Linked DNA regions of Homo sapiens: all the other regions are linked to region 2. The links are chromatin loops, found by intact Hi-C in ENCODE. Cell type or tissue: PC-9. All regions are shown on one strand. Links, peaks and the distances in the headings refer to the core of each region. The heading gives the core; the rest is flanking DNA.

Evidence for each region. Hi-C counts contacts between places; a loop is a spot of excess contacts. Peaks named below come from ENCODE experiments on the same cell type or tissue, not always from the same donor. Only the 100,000 strongest peaks of a DNase experiment are listed, where the experiment ranks them.
Region 1: a loop joins it to region 2, with 8 times the contacts of the local background. A loop is called at or near these places in 7 of 110 quality-filtered maps.
Region 3: it touches region 2 in a loop (4-fold over the local background); 6 of 110 quality-filtered maps call a loop at or near these places.

What each region holds. Positions count from the first base shown.
Region 1 is chr12:11,873,139-11,883,427 of GRCh38, reverse strand. All of the region lies in intron 5 of ETV6 (ETS variant transcription factor 6), which reads right to left. Among named protein-coding and RNA genes, the nearest start is that of BCL2L14, 190 kb to the left of the region's middle. RefSeq lists an enhancer at 4,394-5,191 and a silencer at 7,932-7,981. In PC-9, for the core only: no CTCF peak of the experiment used is centred there; DNase peaks (open chromatin) are centred at 5,077 and 7,827; H3K4me3 peaks cover 1,867 bases; H3K27ac peaks cover 5,795 bases.
Region 2 is chr12:12,003,702-12,013,990 of GRCh38, reverse strand. No RefSeq gene overlaps it. Among named protein-coding and RNA genes, the nearest start is that of BCL2L14, 62 kb to the left of the region's middle. RefSeq lists enhancers at 1,754-1,803, 2,364-2,513, 3,674-3,723, 2,877-3,757, 3,744-3,863 and 3 more. In PC-9, for the core only: CTCF peaks have their summits at 4,940, 5,141 and 5,362; a DNase peak (open chromatin) is centred at 4,610; H3K27ac peaks cover 3,273 bases.
Region 3 is chr12:11,953,848-11,964,136 of GRCh38, reverse strand. No RefSeq gene overlaps it. Among named protein-coding and RNA genes, the nearest start is that of BCL2L14, 110 kb to the left of the region's middle. RefSeq lists enhancers at 4,363-5,562, 9,510-9,719 and a silencer at 5,528-5,822. In PC-9, for the core only: CTCF peaks have their summits at 5,477, 5,697 and 5,916; DNase peaks (open chromatin) are centred at 4,806, 5,276 and 5,726; H3K4me3 peaks cover 901 bases; H3K27ac peaks cover 2,536 bases.

The sequences.
Region 1 (10,289 bases), core at 457-8,456, 130 kb after region 2:
CAGCTACTCAGGACACTGAGGCAGGAGAATCGCCTGAACCCAGGAGGTGGAAGTTGCAGTAAGTCGAGATCGCACCACTGCCCTCCAGCCTCGGTGACAAAGTGAGACTCAGTCTCAAAAAAAAAAAAAAAAAAAAAAAAAAAAAAAAAAAGAAGAAGACATGATGTACACCTTCCCCTTGTTCTATGACTTTCTGGATGTGTGCTGTGAAGGTGTGTGGTTGCCCTCCAGCAGAACCTGGAGAGGCAGCTGGGGACAGATGTGTGCCTTCTAGGTTGAGTTAAAGGTTAACTGGCCTCCAGATGAGGAGCAGCACCAATTTCCAGGTGTTCACTGCATGGTTCTGGAAATGCCCACTTTTTATAGGCACTTGTCAGAATGGCTGGTGATGGAAGATCAACTACTGAATTACAAGTATGAACTCGGCACTTTACCTGTATTATTTCTGATCCTCAGAGAGGTTGAAATAACTTGCCTGAGGTCACAAGGATTTGCACTCTGGACTCCTGCACTACAATGTTCTTTCTTTTTTACTTTGGGCAAGGCCTAGGCCTGGCACATTTGAAAGGGGAGTGTCCAGTTGAGACTTGGAATATATTACAGCCAACACATCCGCATTGCAGAGAAACATACACCCTTCTCTGGGGGTATATTTACAAGGGGAATTCAGTTGGGCCACCCTGGACACGCTTCTTAATCTTCCTGAGGTTCTGTTGCCTCACTTATGAAGTGGGAATAACAGCACTTACTTTACAGGATTATTATATTAGTGATAATGGGAGGGAAGAGAAAGTAATAAAAATAACAACGGTATTTAGTGGGTGCTATTTGTAGGTACTGTGCTGTGGCTTCGACAAGCCTGGTTACATCTGACCCTTACGCCGCCTTATGAGGCAGGTGCTGTTGCTATTCCTATTTTATAGATCAGGAAGCTGGGGCTGAGAGGGTTTGATGATTTACTCAGGAGGACACAGCTTATGAATGACACACAGGATTCTTGGCTGTGCATGACCCCAAAACCCATGCTATGACACACTTCCCAATGCAATTTCTAGTCTCAGAGAAACTCGTTAATGGGTGTATGTTTATAAAATCTTAGGACTTTCCAGAACAAAGTACACCTGCTCAGTGTATCTTTTCTGAACTCCAGCGTTCTCTTTGAATAGCAGAAGACACTGGCAGAAAACTGTGGCATTTTCCAGAAGCTTAATCTTTCAAGGAACTACCATTAAATGTACAGCAGCCCTAAATCTTTAGTATCCCTTATGGAATCCTTTCTTCTGTATTATCTGTGTTTAAACATTAATGTGGTGTGTCACTCATTGTGTTTTGGAAAAGGACAAGTGGCCTCCTTCTTAAAACAACAACACCATAGTCCTGGACTTTGAACCCCATTCTAACAACAGAAGCTGTCCAGCCACTTCTATTGCCCACCCCGTCTTGCCATGGCTGCATTCTGTATTGCCAGGGGATGGGCTGAGGTGGGGGTGTGGAGAAGATGAGCAACCCAAGCATCTTAAGTACCTTGAGAAATCAGTGTCCTACTGCAGACTGAGAATAATCTAGCTCGTTTTACAGGCATTTGAAGGAGGATGATTCTAGTTTCTAAGCAAAGCAGTAAAAAGTGGCAAAGTGTCTTTTTCCCTTGTAAGCATCTCCTTGTCTTGAATTACTTTCTCTATAAAGGGAAAATAGAGATCTGCTGTGGTCTGAATCTTCATGTCCTCCCCAAATTCATCTGTTGAAATCCTAACTAACTACCAAGGTACCTTTGGGAGGTGATTAGGTCTTGGGGGCCCCACCCCTGTGAGTGGGATTAGTGCCCTTTTAAAAGAGGCCTGAGAGAGACCCCTCACCCTTCCACCAAGTGAAGACACAGCAAGAAGGTGCTGTCTATGAACCAGAAAGTGGGCCCTCACCAGATGCCTCATCTGCCAGGGCCTTGATCTCCCCAGCCCCCAGAACTGTGGAGCAATCCGTATCTATTGCGTACCAACTACCCAGTCTACGGCAGTTTGTCAGAGCAGCCCCAAAAGGACTAAGGCCAGAACTCAGCTGTGGCTTAATATTTCAGTATTTGTCCTACTATCAAATGGCAGACACATTTTAATTTTCCATAATCTCTTCCAACTGGAAAACATCTGACAAAATCACATATTATCACATACAGTGCCTGTAAATTAGGGTTGGGTGTGGTGGCTTATAATTATAATCCCAATGTTTGTTTTGGGAGGCAGGGGCAGTAGACTTGCTTGAAAGTCCGGGAGTTCAAGACCAGCCCAGGCAACATAACGAGACCTCATCTCTACAAAAAATTTAAAAATTATCCAGGCGTGGTGGTGCATGCCTGTAATCCCAGCTAGTTGGGAGGCTGAGGTGGGAGAATTGCTTGAGCCCAGGGGTTTGGGGCTGCAGTGAGCCATGATCAACCCACTGCACTCAGCCTGGGCGATAGAGTGACAGAGTGAGACTGTATCTCTAGGGGGAAAAGAAGCCAGTAAATCAGGACGAACGAAAGTAGTTTGTGTGCAGCCCCTCCTATGTCTCCCTATAGGTTTACAATCATTTCCATTGCAAATAGGCTGACGACGCCATTGGATTCCTCTGGATTGGGAATGTGATTTTCTAGTGTGTTCATTTTAATAAATTTCAGCAATTAAGAAACGACCTGGTTGTCTTTTACAGTTTCATATAAAGACATTTTGCCCATATGAAGGTGGGTGACATCATGGCAGCCCTCTTGACTCTAGGCGGAAGGCACTCCACTCAGAAGCCTACTGTAGAGCAAAAAGAAAGCGGACAGTTCTCTAACCACAAGCATGGGCGTTTTCACTGCATGTTTCTGTTGCTTCTCTTTTACTGTAATGGTACATTCTACTTCTCATAAAACAGTGAAACGTGAACCAGACCATTTCTCCAATGTAAGGGCTTAACCTGCACTGGGCTGCCATGTTGGTTTTTCGGAGGCATCAAACTAGGACCTAGAATGTTATCTACTTATCAGATGGCAAAAGGAAGGGCAGGGCTTACCAGAGAACACCGTTTCCCTATCAGCTTCAAGAACATTTGTATCCGGCAAACTTTTCCTTTCATAAATGTGAAAACAACCCCAAACAAGCTGCCAATTGATCATTTTAAATGACATTTAATCCAGCAAAGCCAACTTTAGCTGAGTAATAAAAATACGTTGACATTCAGGACATATTGAATTAGTCACTAACGGAGACAGCAATAGGAATTTTGTGGCATAAAGCAGTTGTTTCAAGCTCAGAGTATAAGTGGCTTTTATAACATTATTGATTGTTTTGTTTCTTTGGTAAAAATTATGCCTAGATGATAAAAATAACTGCCTGACCACACAATAGATTTTTTTTCCTTTTTTTTTTTTTTTTTTTAAACAATTGACATTCAAGCCATGTCAGTTATTTTTGTTTCTAAGATTTCTATTAAATAAAAGGCAGATCCTCTTTAGGTTCCTAGATCCTTTAGAGGTTGTTGCCACGGCTCACCTGGAATTTTTCAGCCTTTTCGGAACCCATGCCTGCACAGATACAATGTTCTTTGATCATCAATGTAAATGCATAATACTATATAATAAAGCGCAACACACTCTATAAATAGAAGTTCACTCCACTTCAAAACACCTGAACGTATATGTATAAAATGTTTTTGGATCACAAGGTATTCATTAATTTTAAGTGCATTTTTCTTAAACGAAAGGGCTTTCTTCTATCTCAAGGCACATGGATATTTTAAAGAAATTTCCACTATTTGGATTTTCTTTTCCATGAGAAGTAGTTTATGAAAGTGTTTAGCCCAAGTATAGTTCCCTCTCCTTCCTGCTGGGTGAGGTACCCTCGGTATCCGCAGCTAAAGGCATTGTAAAAAATCCCTTCCTGTGGTTAAGGAGAAATATTTTCACTCCCACGTCTGTCTCTTACCAGAGACTCATTGTATAAACTTATTGAGCAGAGATTGTAAAAAGATGGGCAATTCACACATAACCAACATGGTTTCTAAAGAAAAAAACCACGCTAGACAAAACTGATGCCTTAAAAAACTTTGAGTAGGAAAGTCAAATTATTGACATAGGGAATGTTTAATGATTGTGGTTAATTTAAATTTCAGGAAAGCTTCTAAGAAAGTCATTTTATGTTCTTTTAACTGCCCAAGTGGAATTTTAAAGAAGGCCTGCAAATGACAGTGTCATGGGCATAATTACCAGAAGAGAGGCTGAGTGTCCCTGTTACATTTTTTGAAATTTATTACCTAAAAATTAACGTTTATTTCCAGTTCAGCAACAAAACACGCAAAGTAGCATATGAAAAAAAAAGTTGCTACTAAGCTTTACAAATATGGTTCTGAACTGGGGGCATGTGGCAATATCTGGAGGCATTTCTGGTTGTCACACTGGGGTGCAGGGTGCTCCTAGCATCTAGTGGGTAGAGGCCAGGGATGCTGCTGAATCTCTTACAATATAGTAAGCAACCCCACAAATTATTATTTGGCCCAAATATCGAGAGTGTTGAGAAACCCTGCTTAGAGAAACACGGTTTACAACATTCAGGGGGCCATCTGCTGCTTGTTTTTTTTTTTTTTCCCCTCCTCCTCCTCTATTCTAGATCAGCCATTACCTAGAAGCAGAAAGTTGGTCAATCCAGTGCAGCCAGGTGTGTGTTGATACGCAGAGGTGTGTTTACAATGGGCAATTGCTTGTGCTTTGCCGTGGCTTAGGAAAACAGAAAACATATGTGCACGGTGGCACGCTGGGGGAGGGAGAAGTGGAGGCAAATAATACAAAAATCTACGCTTCCTGGCTTCCTGGGGCAGAAGAACCACAGCTGCAAATGAGGCTGGACCTTTTCACCTGTGATTACATAAGGTGTGGAGAAGGCTTGGAAACACCGGTATCCGAAACTCACAGCCTGCAGCTGAGATCCAGCCCGCAGTCAGAACCTAATAAGGCCCAGCCTCCGCTTTGCTCAGGTGTGGGTGCAGCCTGGGAATTCACATCCAGGGACTGCAGGGAGGTAGGACTCTGTATTACAGCACTGTGCGCCCTTACACAAACTGGAATTTCCAGTCTCCTCAAGCCCCTTCTATTATTTTCCACTCAGACACCATGCTGTTGATGTTTTTTTATCTTTTAAAAACATTGTCCTGAAACTTCCTCCTCTTTTAGGGCTCTTTGATTTCTCAGTTGTTCACACTGAAAATCAAATGCAGTGACTCAGCCGCTGGGAATATTCCTGCTGGAGTGATGGCTCCTCCCCTCCCCAGTGCTCATCTTATTCATCCCCTCCAAATATGGACAGCAGGCAAAGCTTCAGGGAGGGGAAGCAGGAGCACAAAAGTAAATCTCCAAGGAAATAAGAAAACGGAGGTGGCCTTGAAGGGCACCCCACACAGGCCTTCCCTGTCAGTGCCCTGCGTGGCTCTGCAGGCAGTTGTGCTGGCTGTACCCACAGCTCCCACACAGTCCCTCTCAGATGGGCAGGATGGCAGCTCAGCAGTGAGGCAGGGGGGGACAGTGACACGTAGCAATTAACTTTCTTGTGCCATGCATTCACATGTTGTCTCATTAACAGTCAAAAGGGCCCAGAAATGGGTATTACTATTCTCAATATTACAGATAAGGAAAGAAGGGCTCAGGGACATTATGCACCTGCTTGGGAGTCAAGAACCGGATTCCAATCATGCTGACTTCGCAGTCCAAGCTTTTGCCACAGGCCCACACTGCTTCCCTAGGACTGTTCGGGGCCATCTGTCTCCAGGAGCTCTTGAGGGTACTGGGCTACAGAGGTCTACAGAAGGGCATCTCCCTGAGATAGTGTGGGAGGAAGCGGCTCTTTCACCTGGTACTAAAACACTGGAATCCCTGTGGCTTCTGGGGACATCCCACAACCCTATCTTTTCTTTCCTGCAAACACAGATATTTATGCACAGATGCATGTGTGCGAAGGTGCACATGTGTCTGCACACCCCACACCTTCCAACAAAGGCCGAGGGCTGAGACTTGCCCCCAGCACTTTCATGCAATCCCTTCACACTTCTCTTTTACGAGGTCTTTTAGCTGTCAAGGCTGCTCCTGAGGCTCATGTACAAAATTAAAAAAAAAAAAAAAAGTCTATAGGCTTCCTTTGAAACAAATTCACAGCAGCATTAAACACTGTGGGAGGAAGTGGAGACAGAAGCAAGATGCCAGAATACAGTGACTTCTCCCAGTCCTTGAAGCCCCTGAGGATAAGCCTCAAACTGCTTTCTCTGGAGTTTCATACTTTTTTCTTCATCTTACTTCAGAGGCTTCCCTAATTGAATCTTTGTATATATATAATTCATCCAGTCAATAAAACCAAATCAAGAAAGTACATTGTTTTAGTTGGGTGACAAATAAGCAATGCAAGAGACTTGATGTCTCGCTGATTAGAATCTTTTTGTTTCTGTTAAGGATGTAACCTTGAGAGATAGTAAAAGTATTTTTTAAAGTCACAAAAGGCTACCTTTAAAGATTCCAAGGATTGCTGCGAAGTGTGTTCTAAGAGGGTTGGGAGTGAAGAGATCTTGAGCTGAGAGGAAATTCTGTGTCTTGCCTGCTGTAGGATTAATGACCCAACTGACCAGCGATAGCCTCACAAATCGAGAAGTTCATGTTCACAAAGATGGAGAGACTTCAGCAAAAGTTGTGAGAGAAACACAAGAAAGGAGATATTCTCTATTTGGGTAGGCCATGGCCTTTGAACACGTAAATCTGTACAGATTTAGGTCCCCACTTTTGGGTAGCAAATGAGGGGTTATGAAATGAATGGATTATAAAACAATTGTCAGTGTACCAACGAATCTTCTTCCTCAGCAGAGTTTTGGATTAAGGCCAAGGAAGAGACAGGCAGACAGGAAATCTGGTGGCTCAGGTTTTAACGGAATTAAAGTACTTTAAGAGAAAACTAAACTGACTGAAAAGTGTTCGTTTAAGATTTAGCTGTCTATAGTTAAAGCAGGAGCTTAGTTTGTGTCATGGCATAAAGCAAGAGGACATTGCCTTCCACCAGCAAGGATACGAAATTTGGCATTTAGAGATGCAGTGCCCTATCATCTAGAACAATGCCTGGCACATGAGCAGACTGGCAATAATTTTTGAATCAATGAATGAAGAACTGTATAATCCAAAGTGCAAATAAATCGTTTCTTTTACGTAGCTAAATACTTAGTATTTTATTTATGTTAATGATATTATCGTAACTATTCTGGTTGGTCTGAAAATATAGCCTGCAGTCCAGAACCTGTCTCCTCTCTTACATAACTTGTTATTGTTCCTTTCACATGTCTCAAACATGCCTTGTCATCTAAAGTGCAAATAATTCCTTGGGAGCAAGGGCACTGTTTTCTAAGTCTGCATCCTACATTGCACCTATGATTCCAAGCACACTGACCACCACGTACACAATGTTGCAAGGCAGAGAGCATCAAACGTTTTCTGTAAAGGGCCAACTAATAAATGTTTTAGGTGTTGCTGGCCATGCAATCTCTGTTGTAACTACTCAACTCTGCCACTGCAGCATGGAAGCAGACATAGGCAATACCAAATAAATGGGTTTGGCTGTTTTCCAGGAAAACTTGATTTAAAAAAAACGCATGGTGGCTGGATTTGGCTCACACTTTGGGCCACAGTTTTCAATCTTTGCTCTAGAGTCCCAGACCAGAAGGAAACAATAATTTTGGGAAAAACACTGAACAGAAGCTCGAGGCTAGACTCTTGATGTGTCTCAATCTCAGTTCCTTCACCTGTAAAAGGCCCTTCTACCTTTGAAATCAAGTCCAAATAAGGAATTTCAATACATACTGAAAACATGACTCACGGATGACTACAGTCACACCTCAGCCACCTACAGGTGCTTGTGGCCAATATACTTTCTGGCTTTGAAACACACTGGTGGGACACAAGCCAGTAAAACTTTTGTAGGTAAAGTTTTAGAAGATTGACAGATGCTTTCTGCTAGGCTCCTTGCTCCTAAATAGCCCATTCTTAAAGATACCAAGTAGAAAACAAGCACAGAAAGAGGCAACTTTTTCACTATTCCATACAGCGTTGGCTGCTGGATTCAAAATAAGACCCCAGCAATCTTGTCTCACTCCGTCTTGTGCTAAACTCTCTCCCATAAACACTAGCCATTCCAACCTGGTAAATTCTTAATAACAGTTCTCCTTATCCTTTGCAAAGTAAGTGACACCTTTAAAAATAAGCTACTTGTTATATTTAAAAAGATGTCATTTGTGATTTGTATTTAAACTGTCAACCACCTACTGAATTTCCTTTCTTGATTATTTTAGTTTTTCCATATGGTAAATACCTAACAGACATAAATTTGCATGTATCTTTTTTTTTTAATTATACTTTAAGTTTTAGGGTACATGTGCACAATGTGCAGGTTTGTTACATATGTATACATGTGCCATGTTGGTGTGCTGCACCCATTAACTCGTCATTTACATTAGGTATATCTCCTAATGCTATCCCTCCCCCCTCCCCCGACCCCATAACAGGACCCGGTGTGTGATGTTCCCCTTCCTGTGTCCATGTGTTCTCATTGTTCAATTCCCACCTATGAGTGAGAACAATTCTGCATGTATCTTAATGGTATGATGGAATTTCAGTGATAATAGATAATGAAAAGAATTTATGAAAAATTTCATATATATATACACATATATATACACATATACATATATACATATATACACACATATACATATATACACACATATATACATATACACACATATGTGTATATACACACACACATACACATATGTGTGTACACACGCACATACACATATATGTGTATACACACATATATGTGTACACACGCACATACACATATATGTGTGTACACACGCACATACACATATATGTGTGTACACACGCACATACACATATGTGTGTACACACGCACATACACGTGTGTGTGTATATATACATACGCATATATATATACATATATGTGTGTGTATATATATACACACATATATATATACACACACATTTTTTTTTTTTTTGAGACAGAGTATCACTCTGTTGCCCAGGCTGGAGTGCAGTGGCATAATCTTGGCTCATTACAACCTCCACCTTCCAGGTTCAAGCGATTCTCCCACCTCAGCCTCCTCGGTAGCTGGGACTACAGGTGTGCACCACCATGCCCGACGAATTTTTGTATTTTTTGATAGAGATGGGGTTTCACCATGTTGGCCAGGCTGGTCTCGAAATCCTGACCTCAGGTGATCTGCCAGCCTTGGCCTTCCAAAGTACTGGGATTACAGGCGTGAGCCACAGTACCCAGCCTGAAAAATGATAGATTTTTAAATGACCTCAATAGATCTCAACTTGTAGATTTACATTTCTACCTGAAATAGAAAAAATACACCGAGCCTTATCTTGCTTTGCTCCTGGTAAGTTTTCTCCATCTGGAATGACCTGTTTTTCTCTAATCTCCACTTGTCCACATTCTAAGCATTCATCCAAGCCCAGCTAAAAGCCAGCCCTCCATGTAGCTTGCCCTGACATCCCTACTCTGACCTCCTGTGGTACTTAACAGGAGCCCTTCTAAGATACATGTCATGTGCTTCGCTTTTATAGTTAACTGTGCTCAGCTCTTTCATGATAAAGACTGTGTCTTATACCTCTCTGAGGCTGTCCCCACCCCATCAAGAATGCAGAACAGTGCCTTATACACAGAAGGTGTCCAAATGCATAAATTCTAGGGCACCTGAACAAATCATATCTGAATAGTAAGAATTTAGCTTCATTTTGTGATCCACATTCATGAGTACTATTTCCATCTATACCCTCCAGCTATAGTACTCATCAGTTTGACATTCAGCAGCACCTTCATTTCTTTTTGTGCTGTGCTCATTTGAAAAGCTTTAAGGAACTAAGTTTTCTCATCTAACAGCTGCTTTACGGAGATTTAAAGGCTTTTTATGGCTATTCAGTTAATGACAGAACTTTTACGTTGTACACAGGAATCACCCAATGAATTTCACCTCCAATAAACAGAATCAATTTTACAAGGATCGAGGAGTCCAGAAAGACATCAGAAGAGTGGAGTACACACAGGGGTATCCTCAAAGAAACAAAGGTGCTTAAAACTCTTGTGTTTTCTTGGGAGGGTTACAGAATCAAGACTGTCAGACTACAGACTGGCAGAGCTGGAAGGAACTTTAGGGATGATTCAGTCCTACCTTCTTCGGAGAAAAACAATGCCTTTCAGTGGAATGAGTTAAATTTGGATTTGGTT
Region 2 (10,289 bases), core at 686-8,685:
GCTGAGGGATTAGAGGGTTCGGGGGAATTCTGACACTCACCAGATGGGCAGCTGTGTAGAGCAAGGGGATTGACTCAGGTCTGTGTTTTCAAACAGTGTTCACTCAGAAGAGCCCCAGGAGTTTGGGAGGGTGCCTCAGGGGTCTTCATAAGATAGCAGGGAGGGGCGAATTGGTTGGAGGCTGACTTGTTAGACCCCTTTCCCTTACTCCTAACCAGAGCAGCACCTTTAAAAAATTTCTTTTACCGGCTGGCCACGGTGGCTCATGCCTGTAATCCCAGCACTTTGGGAGGCCGAAGCAGGCGGATCACAAGGTCAGGAGCTCGAGACCAGCCAGCTGGAGACCAGCCCGGCCAACATGGTGAAACCCCGTCTCTACTAAAAATACAAAAATTGGCCAGGCATGGTGGCATGCACCTGTAATCCCAGCTACTGGGGAGACTGAGACATGAGAATCGCTTGAACCTGGGAGGCAGAAGTTGCAGTGAGCTGAGATCATGCCACTGCACTCCAGCCTGGGCGACAGAACAAGACTTCATCCCCAAAAAAAAAAAAATTCTTTTACCTACAGGGCCTCTGCATGAAATTCCACTTGATGAATGTTATTGTTTGAAAAGAGCTTGAGACTCTCTGTATTGGATAGTCCTCTACGTTCTCTTCTAGCTCAAAGACTAGGAATTGCTAGGAGTTTTTCACCCGAACTGCTGCTGAACCACATCTTCCTCATTGTGCTAGTGATGGTGCTACTACGAGTGTAGCCTTTACACTAATTGGGTGTGTATTTTTACCTTCTTAGTTTTGGTCTATCCATCTCATAAGCCAAGACAATTTTGGAACATGAATTCTAGCATTCTACATATTAGTGATACTTCCCAGCTTTGGTTTTATCTGTAAATCTGTTTTGGGTACCTTTTTAATCTTTATCCAGGAAGTTTGTAAAAACATTAGGATAGGGCCCAGGGCTGAGACCTTTGGTTCTCTAATAGGGATCATCTTCCAGGTTGATCCAACCATAATCAATAGCCTTTGAAATGTATATGTTCAAATGGCTACAGACCCATTGAAGTATAATAGCATCCACCCAATATTTCCCCCTTTCATCTCCAGACCATCTTCTTTTCTACATGTATTTAATGGCCACTATCTGTCAAGGTCTGGGATTGACCTGGGAAAACAGGGTAAATAAGACACTGGGGTTCGCAGCTGGTAGACAAGATGGAAACAGAAAGTAGTCGTCATAGCAATGTAATGAGGGCTAAGTGGCAATTTGCACCAGGAAGCAAGGGAGGCCATGCCCAGCTTTGCTGGCAGTGTCCAGGAGGTTTTCTCAGTCAGTAAGATGTTACAGATGGTGTCATTCAAAAAGGCATCCATGAGAAATGTCCAATGCCATATGAAATCCGGGTGCGACCTCTCTGGCATCCTTCTGATCTAGGTATTCAATAAACACTTCTCGAATATAATTTGAAAAAGTAGGGAGCATCTAACATGCCAGGGAGCAGATGAAATTGAGGTTGGAGAGGATGGAGGCCAGTCTTTGAGGGCAGAGACAGCGGAAGGATAGTCATAGAAGTGGAAGTGGAGAGGAGAGATCCTAGGTGGCAGGAAATCAGGTCTAGGTATAATAATAAAATGAAGTGGGAGCGAGGCAGAGTAAAGAGCAATGCATCTCTCGAATCTTTGTGTCCTGGGCACCAGGGGGGCTGATGGTGTTGGTACTCAAGGGCGCGAGGAAGGAAAAAGAAGTTTCAGTTTCAGAGGCCTACAAGAGATTTAGTGGAATGTACGTTTTCCCATGCTCTTTTCCCTTCTGATTCTGACTTTGATTTCAGATCTCCTCTAGTAACTATTGAATTGAGAGAGGATGACTTCTAGGTATGCGCCAGGTGCAGTGGGAGATCTGTGATGCGCTCCGTCCTATCTCCCCAGGGAACTCTTATACCATGCAATGCCGTCTGCAGTTCTCAGTACCCTGGCTAGATCTGTTCTCAAGTTTGGCCAGTTTCTTTTTTTTTTTAATTTTATTAAAAAAATTATCTTATGTTTATTAAATTTTTTAAAAATTATTTTCTGGTTTTTAAATCATATTTATTATTTTTTATTTCTTGGCCACCGTTCTGACATAGAACGTGCAAGTGCCTATGCAAACCATTGTATCTGTTGCGGGGGTGACCAATTCATTTCGGTTTGCCTGGGACTTTCCCAGTTTTAGAAACAAAAGTCCTCCCTCCCCCGCCCCGGCCGCCCCATGAATCCCTTCGGTCCCAGGTAAAGCAGGACTGTCAGTGATCCCAGAGGTAGGTGAGGAGCTAGGGGCACTTGGTGTGCACAGCACATCCCAACTGGCACTGGGAAGGAAATGGAATTGCTAGAACAAAGTGCAGCTCCTAAGTCTTATATGTCCAGACTGAGGGGAGTGCCTGGGAGGCCGCAGGGAGGAGCCCAGGGCAGCTGTATGTGGGGAGTTGACCTCAGGTCAGAAGCGCATGGCTGGGCTTGGAGTACAGCTGTGGGCAGGCTGCAGTCGGTCCAGTCACCTCTCCTTGGGGGCTAAGCCAGGCCTTCCCTTTTCTGAGCTCTTGATTAATTTAATGGAGCAACTGAAAGAAGAAGAGGACACAACAAAGGATTGAGCTGGGCTCTCCACCTCTCAGGAGTTTCCTGGGAGCATGTTTTCCCCCAGGAAGCCTTCTTGTCACTGGAGGACATTGATTGTTGCAGGAAGCTGAGGGAATCGAATAGTCAGGGCAACTGTCCTCTGCAAAAACCCTGGGTCAATAAAACCAAAATGACTGCAAGATATCCTGAGAGAGGTGGGCAAAGAAGGCACGTGGATGATTTTTCCTCCTGCTTTTCCCAGCGTTTCTACACACACACACACACACACACACACACACACACACACACACACACGCGCACTTGGGGACAGGTATAGGATGGTTACATTTTGTCTCTCTTCACTTCCTATATGAAGCATAAGAAAGCATTTGGTAAATCTAGTCCTAAGTGTGTTGCCCAAGTCAAATCCAGCGACCCCCTCGCAGCCCCCTCCCCAGAGGTTACATAGTTCCCACAGGGTGCAAGAAAGGGTTATTGAAAACAGCAGGTTTATTTATTTTTTTTCCATAACTTCAGCACTTCTGGTAAATCTCTGATCCAGCATCTAGTGGTTAACCACTGATACAGGAAATGACATTTAACGTTTTTATCACTCAGCCAGAAATGGAAGAACAAGGCGAGTGTGTGTTTAGGGAAGATGGATGGCTGCCCACCACCTTCGTCTTAAAGGCACCCGGCTCTTTTTCTGATTGCAGGGGCTGATAGGCAGCTCACTTCCCCTCTGCCTGCTCGCTCCACTGACGACAATGAGTGGGAATGTCAGGAGAGCAGGAACCCAGGCGTTGTCAGCTATTGATGGGGGTGAAATGGGCAGCATTTGGTTCCCCTTTTTCAGGAGCCGTTGCATGGGGGGACAGGCAGGCCGGAAATGAGTTCGGATGCTCGTGTTCAGGCACATGGAACCACAGCATCAGCCTAGGGTGTCTGAACCCGGGAGGCCACGTGGCCGGGATGAGACTGTGAACAGAGCCCCACTGCCCATTGCTAAGCTGAGGACACTCAGCAGAGACCTCATTAACCCTCCAAGACAACCAGCCAAGCAAGAGTGTTGAGCACCGCAAACCACAGCGAGAGAAATTACAGCTGCTTTCACTTGCAGTTTTCCTTAGTCACCCGGTTGTTCCCCATTTCTTGCCTTTTGGGGATGAGGGGCTTTCAGTGCAGTTACTAAGTGGATTTCTTGTAACAACGGCAACAGTTATAGATAGTCACTCACTTTGTTAAGTGGTAAGTAGTTTAGATTCATGATGTTAACCTGCTCTAGGTCTAGAGCTGGTAAGTGGTATGGCCAGCCAGGATTTGAACCGAGGTCCATCTATGGCCAAAGCCAACCCTGCCCTCCAGACATCTGATAGCAAGTGCCGCCCTAGGCCCCACTGCCCTGCCCAGCCTTTTGCTGATTAAACAATCTCTTGGCTGGGTGCGGTAGCTCACACCTGTAATCCCAGCACTCTGAAAGGCCAAGGCGGGCAGATCACTTGAGGTCAGGAGTTCAAGACTAGCCTGGCCAACATGGTGAAATCCTGTCTCTACTAAAAATACAAAAAATTAGCCAGGCATGGTGGTGTGTGCCTGTAATCCTAGCTATTTGGGAGGCTGAGGTGGGAGGAGTCCTTGAACCTGGGAGGCAGAGGTTGTAGTGAGCTGAGATGACACCACTGCACTCCAGCCTGGGTGACAGAGCAAGACTCTGTCTCAAAAAACAAACAAAACAAAACAAAACCCTTGAGGTGGGTCTGGGCATCAGAGTTTTATGTTTCTTCAAATAGTTCTAGTGGGCAGCCAGCAATGAGCACCGCTGAGCCATGCTGTGATTTCTTGAGCTCAGAGAGCCAGCCGGGTTGGCCTTTGTTGCCAGTGCCCAGGGAACAACCCTTAATGTTTGTTACACAAATGAGTCTCTGATCGCTCTACTTTGGTCTGCAGGGCAAAACCTCTACAGAGAGGGAATAGAGGAAGAGATGAGTCACACCCATTGAGAGCCTGAGGGTTCTCAGCAGATTCTAGCTGTGAGTGCCCCTGGTGAAGTGGGGTAGGTAAGATCAGGCCAGGCATTGTTGGCAGAGACATTCTCATATCCGAGAATGAGAGCCCCACATTCTCGGATAACATTTCCCTTCTCTTAGTAGGAAGTAACGTGATCCCATTTTTATGAAAAGGATCACTCAGGTGCGAAATTGTCCTCCTCCTCCCACTCTCTGCATCCTGCCTGCAGATTCTTCACCCTGCAGATGTGCCTCTGTCAGCACTAGGAGGCAGGGTGGTTCGGGGCGAGCCCTGCCTGCTCTAGGAGGCAGGAGAGTTAGGGTGGGCGCAGAGGCCACCCAGGACGAGGCCAATTGCTCCTGGGGAGTCACGTATTGATTTCTGCTCTGCCTTGCTCTAGAGATTTGAGGCGAGGGCCACTCACAGTCTCTTGGAGCCTCAGTTTATTCATTCATGTACTTGTTCTGAAGAGGTGATAAAATTTAAAGTGTTTTGAAAAGAAAATTTATCCTTGCCTCCATGAAGAGGAGTAGATTGCTGTTTGACTTCCAAGCCTTTCCAACAGCGCAGAGTTGCATGTGGGTGGGGCTGGGCCCACAGCTCAGCTTTGGGGTTTTGTACCAGAGGGAGCTGGAGTCAGGGGGGAGGTGTGGGTCCTCCCTAGTGCAAGTTTCTTCTTCAAGACCCATCTCTTCCTCTCCATGCCCTCTCTGTAGAGTTTTTGCCCTGCAGACCAAAGTGGAATGATCAGAGACTCATTTGTGTAACAGACACTGAGGATTGTTCCCTGTGCACTGGCAACAAAGACCGTCTGGCTCAGTGGCGCCCACCGCTGGCTGCCCACTAGAATTATTTGGGGGAAACTTAAAAAACTCTGATGCCCAGATCCACCTCAAGAGATTTTTGTTTAATAGGCATTAGCATTTTTTTTAAAAAACAATGACTCTAATTTATTTTACAGGGAGTAGAGAACCACAGATCTAGATGGAGAGACAGATAAGTGGGAAAAAAAAAACCCACTATGATGCAGAGGATGATATGCTCTGGTTTTGGCAAATGCAAGTGGCTACGGCAGCACAAAGTTAGGGCCGCTCACCCAGCCCCGAAAGAGCTGTGAAGTAGGAAACATCACAGCCGAAGTCTCAAGAACAGGAATTAACCCAGGGAATCTGGCCTGATGGGGCCAAGGGTAAGGGGCGTGAGGTTAAGATGATTTCCAGAGAAAGCAAGATGAATTTTCTGAGTCCAGGAGTGAAAGGGAGACAGGCACTTGTATGGGACTGGAAGTAGTTTGGTATGGCGGGACAAAGCTGGCAGGGAAGCCTGGTGAGAGCCGGAGAGGAGACCAGAGGCCAGCTCATGCGGATATCGAAGCAACGTTAGGAAGTTCGGGCCTTATTCTAATGGTGGAAGGGAGCTGATGAAGAGGTATAAGCAGAGGAAGGACTGCCATCAGTTTTTCAGTGACAGGAAGGAAGACAGACGGGAGGAAGTTAGAACACGCTTCAGTGGTGGGTTCCAGAACTATGTTAGTGGTTATGGGGATAGCAAGAGGTGAGTGGATTTGGGAGATATAAGGACCTAGAGCCTATTAGACTTGGGGAGTAAAGTGGGAGAAAAGTCAAGGAGAATTTCCAGGTTTTTGTCCTGGGCAGCAGGATGGAGGATGATGCTCCTTCTCTGAGGCTCTGCATGTGTGTGAGGAGGATTGGCTCATGCTGCTCACAGAGCCCCAGAAGCTGGACAGGACTTGGTGGGGGGCTCTGCCAGCAGCTTGGGGTCCCCGGAACCTGTGCAAGTCTCCTGTGGGTGGCCCAGCCCTCCCAGAGCAACATGAGGGGACACGGGCTTTGGTGAGGTGATGAGGGCATTTCTGTATTCTTGGCTACTTTGCTAGTCTATTTGGATTTCCTGGGCATCCTTCCCACTCAAGATGCTCCTTTCCCCAATGAGACCAACCAGCCCCAGACACTGATGGAATCTCAAACAAACAGTAATGACCGATTTCCATTTTCTGTGACCTGTTACCTACTCCCCATTTTACTGCTCTTAGTCAAACCTTACGGCCCACGCCCACCCATAGAAGTCCTTTAATGACACAGACACCTAAAAATATCTTTTATTTTCCTGTTGACAAGTTCAGGTCTCTATAGACTCCTATGTCATCCCTGCCTCAGGGACTTACTGCCTCTAAACATTCTCACGAATTTCCTACCCCACACATTATGTGTCTCCCTCCCCACAATCTGTGATACCAACCTCAAAGACCACCACTGAGGGCTGGGCATGGTGACTCACGCCTGTAGTCCCAGCATTTTGGGAGGCTGAGGAGGGTGAATCACTTGAGGTCAGGAGTTTGAGAACAGCCTGGCCAACATAGTGAAACCCCGTCTCTACTAAAAATACAAAAATTAGCCGGGCCTGGGCAGGGCGCGGTGGCTCACGCCTGTAATCCCAGCACTTTGGGAGGCCGAGGTGGGCGGATCACGAGATCAGGAGATCGAGACCATCCTGGCTAACACGGTGAAACCCCGTCTCTACTAAAAATACAAAAAATTAGCCGGGCGAGGTGGCGGGCGCCTGTAGTCCCAGCTACTCGGAGGGCTGAGGCAGGAGAATGGCGTGAACCCCCTGGGGGACGGAGCCTGCAGTGAGCCGAGATCGCGCCACTGCACTCCAGCCTGGGCGACAGAGCAAGACTCTGTCTCAAAAAAAAAAAAAAAAAAAAAAAAAAAAAAGACCACCATCGAGGCCAACTTCAAAGACCGCCGCCCTCTTCCCTGCTTCAGAGCCCATCCCCACATTACTTTTGGACGATACTCTTCCTCTTGTGACCCCTCCTTTTGGTTCCATGTCTCTCCATCTCCTTCTCTGTGCCTCTGCCATCTACTCTTCTTGCCTGTTTGGGAGGCTTCTTTTCCGCCTTACCTGCCATCTCGTTATTTCACAAATATATCAAAAATTATTCTGTGAAGATGTCAGAGTTAGAGCCTATGACCTACTTTTAATCTTGATTATAAGGGTTGTTTAGTGTTTAATATGATAGCATAAGGAAAATGCTTTGTAAATAGTAAATCAAATACATTTTAGATAATGATAATGGCAACTGGCTTAGAAGAATCTCCGCTTGTTTAAAAATTAGGTGTGGCCGGGCGCGGTGGCTCATGCCTGTAATCCCAGCACTTTGGGAGGCCAAGGCGGGTGGATCACGAGGTCAGGAGATCGAGACCACGGTGAAACCCCGTCTCTACTAAAAATACAAAAAAAATTAGCCGGGCACGGTGGCGGGCACCTGTAGTCGCAGCTACTCGGGAGGCTGAGGCAGGAGAATGGCGTGAACGCAGGAGGCGGAGCTTGCAGTGAGCCGAGATCGCGCCACTGCACTCCAGCCTGGGCGACAGAGCAAGACTCCATCTCAAAAAAAAAAAAAAAAAAAAAATTAGGTGTAAATTACACCTAGAAACAAAGGTTGAAAAATAATGAGATTATATCTCTAAACTCCTGGAATGTGGTATCTACTGAGTCGATCTTTCATAATTCAGATTCTACACTGAGATGAAGTACTGGAAGATTTATGTAAAATTTCATTTGCCTCCTGTGCTTCTCTTGTCATTCATAAAAAAAATTTGCCCTGCAGACCAGACAAACTTTTGTACCTTTTTTTTTTTTTAACTGTTGTCTTCTCTACTTGAAATTCTTCAATCCAAGACACATACATTGGGTATCTTATTATATTCATTCATTCACTCATTTACTCGTCCATATCTACCGAGTCCTACTATGTGACAGACAATATACTAAGAACTAGGGATCCAATAGTGGGCAAAAATGGATAGGATTCATGCCCTTGTGAACTTGTAGTTTAAGGTTGAGTGTGGGGAGAACACAGTAAAATAGTCATACAAAACCCACAGAATACTTGCTGTGCTGAGGGCTACGCAGAAGTCCACAGTGCTATGAGAACAGACAAGCGGAGATTTGACCAGGGCGGGGGGGGGTGGGTGACAGGAACACTCCCCTGGAAGTGATGCTTCCCTGCTCAGATCTGAAGGATGAGGAGAGATTAATGAGGTGAGGGAGAGGGGAGGATGGGGGGTTTCAGGCAGATGCAAAGACGTGGAGAGAGAAGGTATACAGGTTTGAGAGACTGAAGTGGGACTTGAAAGCAGAAGGATCATGGCACCAACTGAGGCTGGAGATGGTCAGTCTGTGTGCGCTTTGAAGGTTGTGGCAATGATTTGTTGTTGTTGTTTTTTAATCGAGTAGAAAACCTCTGAAATATTTTAATCAAAATGGTGCTAGGTTTGCCTAAAGGAGGTTAAAAAATCATGGGCCCACTCCTTATCATCCATTCTCAAGGGATCTTGATTTATGGCAGGCATCAAATTCATGACCCAGTATGAAGCAATGGGTTAGTACTTTGATATAGAGAGTGTTACAGAATCTTAGGGAAGTGAGGTGTTTTTCTGGGTGAGGGATGGTCAGAGAAAGTTTTCAAAAAGGAGGTAATATTTGAGTTGGATGTTGAAAAATAGTAGGGGTTATCCATGTAATAAGAGGTGTGGGAAGGGCTAAACGTTCAGGGAGAAGAAGCGTGTTTTGGGAAGAAGGAATTACACAGGCATGAACGAGCACAGCAGGTTTGTATAAAGACCAAGCATGTGGTGTGGATGGAGACCAGGTTGTTCTGGGAGTCATTAGGGATGTTTGGCAATATTCCAACTCTCCTTCTTTCTGTGCATGTGGTAGCTTTGCACTTTTCAATAGACCTGAATTTAGATGTGGCCAATCAAAGTAAGCAGGAGGATGTCTCTCATTTCCAGGTGGGAGATTTAAAAGTGGGCACATTCTTTGCCACATTCTCTTTTTCTTTGACCCCTAACAATGTTCCAGAGAGTGGATGCTTTGTCAGATTGTGCCCTAGAGTGAGGACAATGGTGATGGAAGCAGGGCCACCAGATGACCTGCAAAGGACATGAAGAATGAGCAAGAAACTTGCCTGTGTTGTAAACCACTGAGATTTGGGGGCTGTTACTGCAGCACACTTAGTTTATCCTGACCAATACAGGGACCTGTCAAGAACTGTGAAGGAGACCAAGTGTGGTGGCTCATGCCTACAATCCTAGCCCTTTGGGAGGCCGAGGCAAGTGGATCACTTGAAGCCCAGAAGTTGGAGACCAGCCTGGGCAAAAGGACAAAACCCTGTCTCTACCAAAAAATACAAAAAATTAGCTGGGCATGGTGGCACGTGCCTGTAGTCACAGCTACTTGGGAGGCTGAGGCGGGAGGATCACTTGAGTGCAGGAGGTAGGGGTTGCAGCGAGCTGAGATCGCGCCACTGCCCTCCAGCCTGGGCAACAGTGAAACCCTGTCTCAAAAAAAAAAAAAAAAAAAGAACTGTGTGAAGATGAAGGGTCTGGGATTTCTCATTGTATGTAAGCTAACAAGCTAGCCTGCGGCAGTTACTTGCATGCATGAGATCCCTGAGTTAGAGACAAAGGATTTTTATTACTCACACAAAAAAGCAGGATGAGATTCCTTTTTGCATTGGGTTTCTAGCCTTCTAAGTCCACTGTAGCAATGCAGCGGCCCAGATGGATGCTGTACCCAGTGGGTTTGTGTTACAGCTAAGAAACCCCACACGTAGGAAACCCCAGTGTTGTATAATGGGCGGCAAGCAAATC
Region 3 (10,289 bases), core at 965-8,964, 50 kb after region 2:
ATCCACAGGTCAAATGAGATTCCCAAGTGCTTCCACCCAGTCTCCAAGCCTCAGCTCATTTTGGTTTATGTGGCGTCAAAGGCCTCAGCAGGTCCACAAGCGGCAGGAGGCCCGACTGAATACATTCACCCGTTACCCGTGTTCCGGGCCCTTCGGCTCTGTGGGTTTGGGCCCAGATGATCTCTCTGAAATTTCATCCCCCCTGTCAACACAGTGCTGATGGGTGCCCCTCTTTGTTTCTGGCCCCCAACCCCTGCTCAGGAGCACCCACCTGTTTTCCATTTTCAGCTGTGTGCTTAGAAACACCTTGACTCTTCTCACACCTGCCAGGTAAATGGGTTCTCTCCTGCTCCATCTTGCTGTTAGCCCCTTTGGTCTTCTGTTGAGCTCCCTAACCTTTGCAGGGCGGCTAGTGCCTCTGGAGATAAGGGATAGTCTCTAAATTCTCAGCGGGTATTATTAGTATTTGCATTCTAAAATAGAAGTTTCTAAAGGCACGATCAATATTACCTTTTATTTTATTAATAGCTTCCACACTTAGTTCAGCCCCCTGAATACGTCCAGTAAAGGACTTTACAAATGGCGTCCAGTAAATACTTTACAAATGTTCCTGCCTTCAATGAGGATTTACACATCTGAATTCATGTAAATAATTTAAAGAATACTGGTACTTAACAACTTCCAACTTCATTTACTTTTTCCATTTTCTTCCATGCAGATTTATTTCTTTACTGTTTCCTCTGTTCAAGGCTTTATTTCATTTCTTTCTTTTCCAAGAATAAGATAATATATTGAACTCATAGCTAGAGGTAAATAAGTAACTTCCTGTTTAAATTTAGTTTTAGCCTACATTCTTATCTGTTATAATTACAGCATTGAATTATTTTAAGAATCTACCTACAATGGGGAACTCTTCTCTCCCCATGTTCTGCTTCAACCCATAAAGGAAGAAACTTCCACTAACATTGCCACTTTTTTGAGGAACTGCTATGCTATGTGTTTGAGTTGGTTTGGGCTGTTGTAACAAAATAGCACACTGGGTGGCTTAAACAACAGAAATGCATTTTCTCACAGTTCTGGAGGCTGGAAGTCCAGGGTCACGGTGTGGGCAGGGCTGGTTTCTCCTGTGGCTTGCAGATGATCACCTTCTGACGGTTTCCTCGCTTGGTCCTTTCTTCTGCGGCAGGTGGGAAGCGAGCTCTGGTGTCTTTTCCTCTTCTTACAAGGGCTCAAGTGATCTGCCCTGGTTCTATCACATTAGGGTCCCATCATCATGGCTTCATTTAACCTTAAGTCCCTCCATAAAGTCCCTATCTTCGAACACAGTCACACTGGAATTTAGGACTTCAACATACTAACTTTTTTTTTTTGAGATGGAGTTTGGCTCCTGTTGCCCAGGCTGGAGTCAATGGCGTGATCTCGGCTCACTGCAACCTCTGCGTCCTGGGTTCAAGCGATTCTCCTACCTCAGCCTCCCGAGTAGCTGGGATTACAGACATGCGCCACCACGACCAGCTAATTTTGTATTTTTGGTAGAGATGGGGTTTCTCCATGTTGGTCAGGATGGTCTCGAACTCCCGACCTCAGGTGATCCACCCACCTTGGCCTCCCAAAGTGCTGGGATTACAGGCATGAGCCACAGTGCCTGGCCCAACATATGAACTTCTGAGGGACACAGTTCAGTTCCTAACACTTGGTTGCTGCTTTTTTTTTTTTTTTTTTTTTTTGAGACAAGGTCTCCCTCTGTCGCCCAGGCTGGAGTGCAGTGGCATGATCTTGGCTCACTGCAACCTCCGCCTCCTGGGTTCAAGTGATTCTCCTGCCTCAGCCTCCCAAGTACCTGGGGTTACAGATATGTGTCACCACGCCTGGCTAATTTTTGTATTTTTAGTAGAGACAGGGTTTCGCTATGTAGGTCAGGCTGATCTCAAACTCCTGGGCTCAAGTGATCTTCCTGCCTTAGCCTCCCAAAATGCTGGGATTACAGGCATGAGCCATCATGCCGGGCCTTGGTTGCTCTTCTCTATAAGAGAAGGAGGAATTAATTGGATGGATGAGAGCTTGATACATGCATTGGGCCATATTTTTAGGGGTTGGAGCATGATGTAAAGACAGGGTCTCCTGGTGCCCCACCTCCTGCTTCCTGGCCCTCTCTGTGGAGGCCACAGGATGATGCTGTGCTTCTGGCCACCCAGTGAGCAGACTTGGGCTGCCCTCGCCAAGCCCCTCCTCGGGTCTTCCTGCTTTTCAGCCTGGGTGGCCAGTGCTGCACGGCAGATCTGTCTGCCTGCAACTCTGAGAAGGAGTGGAGTGCCCCATTTTGGTCCAGGCCAGGGTCTCCAATCAAACTTCATAAGAAAGCCCAGTTCTTTGAATGTGAGCTACTCGACTCCTGTATTTTAAACTGCACCCGCCCCCTGCATTCTAGCCTTTTCCATCCCTTTCCTCTGCTCCCTTTGTTTTCTCCGTGGCACTTTTTGTCTTCTGACATTTCTCCAGTTCATTCCTAAGAATTTTTAACATGCTTTCAAACAGCTTTCTGAAAAACATACACTGAAAGGTTTCGAGGTTAATTCTATCAAGGAAGGTGGGGGCATATTTAACTTAGGAACAAAAGCTTTTTAGGTGCAGCCAGGGGAGAGTATATTAACTGTTTTCAAATATGTAAAGCATGGTGTTGCAGAAGCATTACAAACAGGCTCTAGAATTTTAGCTTATGGAAGCTGTGGAAGGGAATGGTGATGATAGGGAACATTTATTGAATCCTTCAACATGCCAGGCAGAATGCTAAGGGCTTTTTGTCCATTTTTTGTTCCTCGTGATATAGCTAACACCATTCACCCCATTTTACAGCATTTTCCTGCCTCAGCCTCCCGAGTAGCTGGGATTACAGGTGCCTGCCTCCAAGCCCGGTTAATTTTTGTATTTTTAGTAGAGACGGCGTTTCGCCATGTTGGCCAGGCTGGTCTCGAACTACCGACCTCAGATGATCCGCCTGCCTTGGCCTCCCAAAGTGCTGGGATTACAGGAAACTGAGCCCCGGTGAGGTGAAGCGGCTGGTTCAAGAGTCCACCTCAGGTCTGCCACATTCCAGGGCCCCTGTGCATGGCGCTAGGCTTAAGAAAAGAACATTCTAACAATCAGAGCTGGCCAGCGATGCAATGGCAATGATTACCATGTGGTCTCTTCTCCGCTCTGAGCCTGATCCAGCGGAGGCTGGGTGACCATCTGTTAGGATTGCTGCAGAAGGGAGATCGATTTAGACAACTTCTAAGTCTCTTTCCAACTGTAAGATCTTAGGAAAACTTGATGGGCAGCCCCATGGGAAAGGAATTACATTTGTTCTTTGTAGCTCTGTTCAACAGAGTAGCATTTCTCAGCCTTCTCCATCTAGAAATCCTCAGTGTCAGAGGCAAGTGAATAGATACTCACTCCTTGGAGGTCTGGATAGAGCTGGCAATGGTTGCCCGAAGCAAACTTTTTTGTGCCAAATCTGAAAAAGAAATGATTTGAATTTTATATTATATACTAAAATATGCTTGTTTGTTTTAATAAAAAATATCTTAAATTGAAATGTAATTTTTTTTTTTTTTGAGACAGAGTCTCGCTCTGTTGCCTGGGCTGGAGTGCAGTGGCGTGATCTTGGCTCACTGCAACCTCCACCTCCTGGGTTCAAGCGATTCACCTGCCTCAGCCTCCCCAGTAGCTGGGATTACTGGCGCCCACCACCAAGCCCGGCTCATTTTTGTATTTTTTAGTAGAGACGGGGTTTCGCCATGTTGGCCAGACTGGCCTCGAACTCCTGACCTCAGGTGATCTGCCCGCCTCGGCCTCCCAGTGCTGGGATTACAGGCGTGAGCCACCATGCCCAGCCTGAAACATATTTTAAAAAGCATAACCATTCAATGCAAAGCTTAAATTCTGTTTCCCTAAGAAATCTTCATTTTAATTTGATTCATAAGGAAAACATGCCTTATTTATTTTATGGGTTTACTGATCCCCAATACATCACCTAGAGTCTCTGGGGGAGCATTTCTCCAAGTATGGGAAGCAAAGCAGTAGTGTTAAGACCAGTGGGGAGAAATTATAGAGAGGGAGATCAGATTTTATCCCAATTCAAGAGGGATCTTTCTAAGAGCTGCCATTGTGCAACAGTGGAATGAGTTCTCCTTAAAAGTAGCCAGTACTACTACTAAAAAATTTCCAAGCAGAGATGGGTCATGGGTGGGGGGAAGCTGCCAGTAAATTCTACTTTGGGAACAATGGTGCCGGAGCAAATTCACAGCCATGATTAAAGGAACAGGCAAAACCCGTGCTAACCACCACTTGAAGAAGACTCTGCACTTATAGGGAAGCCATCATTGGAGTATTAAGAGCTGACGTGGTCCTCACGATGTGCCAACCCCTTTAACCAAAGCTTTGATGTGCCATTTAGTTGTTGGAGGGACGCATATTGTCATCAATCCCATTTTCCAGGTGAAGAAATAGAGGCTCAAGGACATTAAATGCACCAAAGTCTCACAGCTGCCAGGAGTGGAGCTGGGCTTTGACCCTAGGCTGTTGGAGTTGGGTTGGGATTGCCTCTCCCTCCCAGTGCCTTCCCTGACCCTTCTGTCCTCACCCCCTCCCCATGATGCCGCTGCCTTTATTCTCAGCGCTGGCCTAGAAGGGATCTTGTATGAGGGAGGAGGACAGGCGGTGGTGGGTGGTCAGGACACCTGGACTCTGGTTCACACCCTGCCACTACCCAGGTGACCTTGGGAGGGCCGCTTACCTTCCTGTTTGTTTAGGTGCTGATTCATTGTTTCTGAATCTGCCACATGGGCCGTTTCTTCCTAAAACTCAAGGAAACTGTGCCACATCATGAAGGAGTCCCACTCCGCCACCAGTAGGACAGAACTGTAGTAAAAACAAAGTAGAACAAAGTAAACAACCAAGAAAAGAAAACAACCAAAAAGCAAAGCACCTACTGGGAAATGCCTCTCTCTCCTGGGGATTTACTTTCCTGGAAGGTCTCCCAGGCGCGGGACTCAGTACAAAGTATGTCTTTCACTGGACCAGGGAATGTCTATTAAGGGGTGCTCTCTTTGTGGTGCCCACCACCAACATTATAATAGGTTTTATTGGACTCTTCCTACTCACTGTGTATTTACACCTTCACAAAAATACAGATAATCATGCCCAGATGGCTGTTTGGTTTCCAGTTGAAACAACCATGTGATGTGATGTGTCGATGTGGGCCAGAGGTTTCAGCTGTGAATCATTTCTGGGTTTCCTGCTGTTATGGTGAGGTGGTGAGGCATCCTCGGGTTTCCCAGGGAGTCTCTGTGCTAACACTTCCCCCTCCAGAAACAATGAGGATAAAAGAAGTCTCCCTACCAGGGAGCCACGTTTACCACCGAGAGCTTTACCTTATAGCTCAGGGTGGGCGAGGCGAGTGTCAAGGATTTCTTTCCAAGATGCTTCTAAATCACAAGAGGATCTTAGGGGAGTTGAACCACTGTAAGAGTCTCACCCTTCATCTCTGTTTCATTTTTAGAAGAGACTCCTCCACGTGAGAGGCAAATGCACTAAGGCTTGGTATTGTCACATATGCTGGAAAACTTGCCTGAGTGTCCTGAGGGTCTCACAGGCTTTTCAATTTGTAGATTGCAAGAGAAGGCATTCTTTCAATTGGCTTAGCCAGACTGCAAACAGCTCAGAAGAAATGATCTGTTCCCTTATTCATTCCACAAGCATGCCTTGAGCATCTGCTAGGTGGGGCTATACAGATAAAGACACAGTTCCTTCAAGGAGCTCACAAGATGGCTAGGAAGTGTCTTCCATAAACCTGTCAATATGCAGACACAAGTGCAATATCAGAGGCGAATTCAAGGAGCGATAGAGGGAGAAACTGATTGTCTTGGGTAGGATGACAAGAGAAGGACATTCCAGGAAAAGAGCACAAAGAAAGGAAGGATAGAGAGATCCAAAGAGCTGCCACCTGGGAGGAGTTCATTGTGGCCAATGCAGAAAGCGAATTTATAGGTCAGGAGAGTATTGGGGGCTGGAAAACTAGATTGGGCGGATTATGAAGGGGTTTGCCAACCTGACTCAAAGAAGTGCGAATGAAGGCAGTAAAGAGGCAGGAGGCTGAAGGCAGGTCCAGTGGATTGAGGGGCCCAGAAGGGTTAAGATGGGAGAAAATGAATATTAATAAATTTATGAAGGAAATATTAATATTAATAGCAGTAAACATTATTGAATACTTTCTATGTGCATAGTAATGTGGCTAGGTGCTGCATTCACATTTAATACAGTTACTCAAAGAGATGGGTCCTGTAATTTTTTTTTTTTTTTTTTTTTTTGAGACGGAGTCTCACTCTATCTCTAGGCTGGTGTGCAGTGGTGCGATCTTGGCTCACTGCAGTCTCCGCCTCCCAGGTTCAAGCAATCAAGCAATTCTCTGCCTCAGCCTGCTGAGTAGCTGGGATTATAGGCACACACCACCATGCCCAGCTAATTTTTGTATTTTTAGTAGAGACGGGGTTTCACCATGTTGGCCAGGATGGTCTCGATCTCTTGATCTTGTGAACCGCCTGCCTCAGCCTCCCAAAGTGCTGGGATTACAGGCATGAGCCACCATGCCCAGCCAATTATGTGTGTTTTTTTTTTTTTGTTTTTTTGTTTTTTTTTTTTTTTTTTGAGATGGAGTCTCACTGTCACCCAGGCTGGAGTGCAGTGGCGCAGTCTCGGCTCACTGCAAGCTCCGCCTTCCGGGTTCACGCCATTCTCCTGCCTCAGCCTCCAATTATCTTTTATTTAACAGATGAAGAGACTGAGGCTTATGGAGGTAACAGAAATAAACTTCTCAAAGTCCCATAGATAGGAAGAAGACAGCAGCTGGCTCAAACCTTGGTTGTCTTATGCAAGGGAGAAATAAGAAATGTAAAAAAAGGAAAAGAAAGTCAATTTACTTGCCTTCAGTTATTTCTCTGACCATTTAATTATACACCACTCATTTAAAAATATTTTATTTATCCTGGCCAACGCTTTTTCCTCCAAAATCTTTGGTAGAAAGTTTAGTCTTTGCTTTTATCCTTTATTATTTCCCTCTTTTTGCAATCTTTACTACATGTACACAGTTCATTGTGAAAATCTTTTTAGGATGCACTCGTATGAAAAGCATAATGCAAAATGAAAATTCATCTATAAACAAACAGGGCAAACAGCATCTATTTGCGGTTTTCTTTGCACAGGTAGTTTGTTTCTCAGTGCTGAGCTTTGGAGAGGATATTCAGAGTGTCTGTTTTTCCATATTTTCTGAGCAGTACACTGAAGTTTTTAGAATGTGTGCATATCCACTGATATTTTGGCATCAACTGAGATGCAAAGTAATTGAATAGGACAAAAAAATAAAAATAAAAGGAGAGAAATGGTTTACAAAACCACCGTAAGCCTGACTTGTGTATTCATGGGATTTATAAATAGAGTTAGCTATAGTTAGGCTTTTCGTATGAGTGGGGCAGGGAGCAAGGCTGGGATCAGCATATGGATGAACAATAAAGGTATCCTCTCGCAGGTGATGAGCTCTGAGAACCACGTATCCTTGATCCCTGAGCCCTGATCTCTTTCCCTAATGGGGATCTAAACATTCATTCACAGACCCTTACAGTAACTCCAACAGAGGTGTGTTTTTAGGGGCGGAGCGGATGGAGTGAAAAGCTCTTCTTGGCCACACTGTGGATCTCTGTCAGCCTAGCAGCTGGTGAGATGAGTGGATGCTGAGAGTGATCCACAGGTGGGGAGACCTGGATAGTGGCTCTTCCCCTTCTCCCACATGATGGTGTTCGCAAGGGAAGGAAAGGCTCAATGTGATGTTCATGCATGTCCTTAGGACTTGTCAGAAAGGACTTCTAGACGGGGCATCTGTGTATGTACAGTATTCTTCAGAGTCTCGTGGTGGCAGAGGCAGCAGAATTGCCAGCAGCTTCCAAGGTGGGCCAGTTCACCAGGTGCTTGGTCCCATGTGCTAACGTGGAGGACAGACAAACTGAGGAAGGTGCTGTCAAGCTACCAGGGCACACAGAAACCACCACCGGGAACTGAGACATGACGCTTCTCTTGGCCACTCATGAAGCAAAGTCCTAATTCTAGGCTGGAAGGATTTTTAGCTACGATACCCAAGTTTCTTGCTAGTGAAGTCTAACTGGAGTGAGTTGAGAGAGTTTGGGAGAAAACTAGGAGATCGGGAGTGTGGACAACACTTGCAGGGAGTTGTATTGCAAGAAAGGTGAAGAGTACAACAGAGAGGGGGGCAGTACATGGTTGGCAAAGTTCATGGAAGGTTTTTGTTTTTAAGATGGGAGAAATACTAGCCATTGGGATGTATGAGTTAGGCAGCATGGGTCATTATGGCTCTATCGAAAAGGAGGATGTCAAGTGAAAAGAGCAAGTGCAGATTAGAACATACAATATGATAGAATTTATGTAGAAAGAAAAATTCCATTTCTTTATGCGTACATATGTAGTGAGTATCTTTTAAAGATCTTCATGGCATGGTTACCATTAGCCTCAGGCCAGTGGCTGCCTGCTGGAGTGGAGGGAAGTGACTGGGATCAGGGAGGGATGCTCCAACAGAAGTACATGCATCTCAATGCTTTTTGTTTTTTGTTTGTTTGTTTGTTTTTTTACAAAAAAATTGGAACAAAATATGGTAAATTATTGTGTTAGCTAGATTGTGGCTACATAGATATTTATTATTGCCTACGCTTCTCTCTTTACGTTGAAATACTTATAATGTAAAACAAACAACACACAAAAATGTCACCATCATCATCATCAACATCAACCATAAAAAAATTCTCTACTGCTTTGGAGATTTCAAATATAGATCTACCAGAACGTATGAGGCATTGGCTATGATTTTTCAAGGTCTTTTTTTTCCAGCCCGATGCTGTGAAAACAAAATTGCTTCAAGGCAAGCGTGTTGAGTGAAAGGACGTGTTAATTAGTTAATGCCCTGCTTTTTGCCACCTCTCTTCCCACCACCAGGGAGTGTTCTGGCAGGTGGGGGTGACTGTGAGAGGAAGATAGGTAAGTTTTGGATGATGGTTCATGTCAGTAGTGTATACTTGCACCTTGTATTTGGAGCAATGTTGACACATTGGCTCAGATACTTTTGGAGAGAAGTTAAGGTTGTGGGCAATGCCTGGATGGAGACACATGACTGGAAATTAGCAAAATGTGAAGTTTATCATTGTAGGTTTTATTTTCCCTTAATAATCACTGAGAAGCAGGCATAACTGTCTTTTTCTTGATGTGCACAGCCACTTATGTTGGTCTTTGCCGGGTGTTCTCTGCTATCTGTTTATGTTGAAAACTGCAATGACTAGAAGGTCTTATGCTGTAAGGAAGGACAGAGGAGTGGGGCAGGAAAAGGGGCAACTGGAGAAAGCCATTTATAATTTGTCAAGATATGAGTCTAAATGTCTTACTTTAAAAAGTGTCACAAAACAAGCTAAAGGACCTCTCAGAGAGGAAGGTCTAGAAGAGATAGAGCAGACACCCGTTCCTTTTATTTTGGCTGCCCATATTTTTTGAAGATAGAATGCAAGTGCATTATAGCTGATGGATCAATGGAAGGAAGTGCTAAAGAAGCTGGTTTCATTTCAGTATAAGGCAGTTTTTTTTTTTTCCCAAATAATTGAGTGTGTGTCAGAGCCAGGGGCAGCCTCATGCAGCCAACTCTAAGGACGTTTGTACAGATCAAGCTGGGTGGCTTCCTGTCCATGAGGCCATGGGTGGTTTCAGGTTTGCATCAGGAAGGGAGGTTGCATGAGGTCTAATTTCAAGGGTAGACTGATTCTTTGAATGGCAGGGGCTCTTCCTACTGTTTTCATAGCATTATCTCCTCTCCCTGCCATTCTATAGGCACCAAGATAGGAGAGCCTTCTCCCTGAGGGTACAGACTACGAATATCCCAGTCTCCCCACCATGATACTTAGGGATATTGTGCAGATGCAGACGGATCGGCTACAAATGTACTTGAATTTTAGGATAACACTGCAGATTCAGGGAGATGTTACTGGGTGTTCGTTCCTGGATATTGTGGGAAAATTCCCTGCAGTTCTCCTCTAAACAACTTGAGAAAACTGAGAAAGAAGGAAAAAGTCTCGGTGAGGATAATGACACAGCATCTGAAATTGACCTTTCAGGGTTTGGCTTGATTCTTTCTGATAGGCACAAGAGTTTAGAGCTGGGCAAATAAATCCGATTGCTTACCTGTTACGTCTGATCTGGTTGTTTGA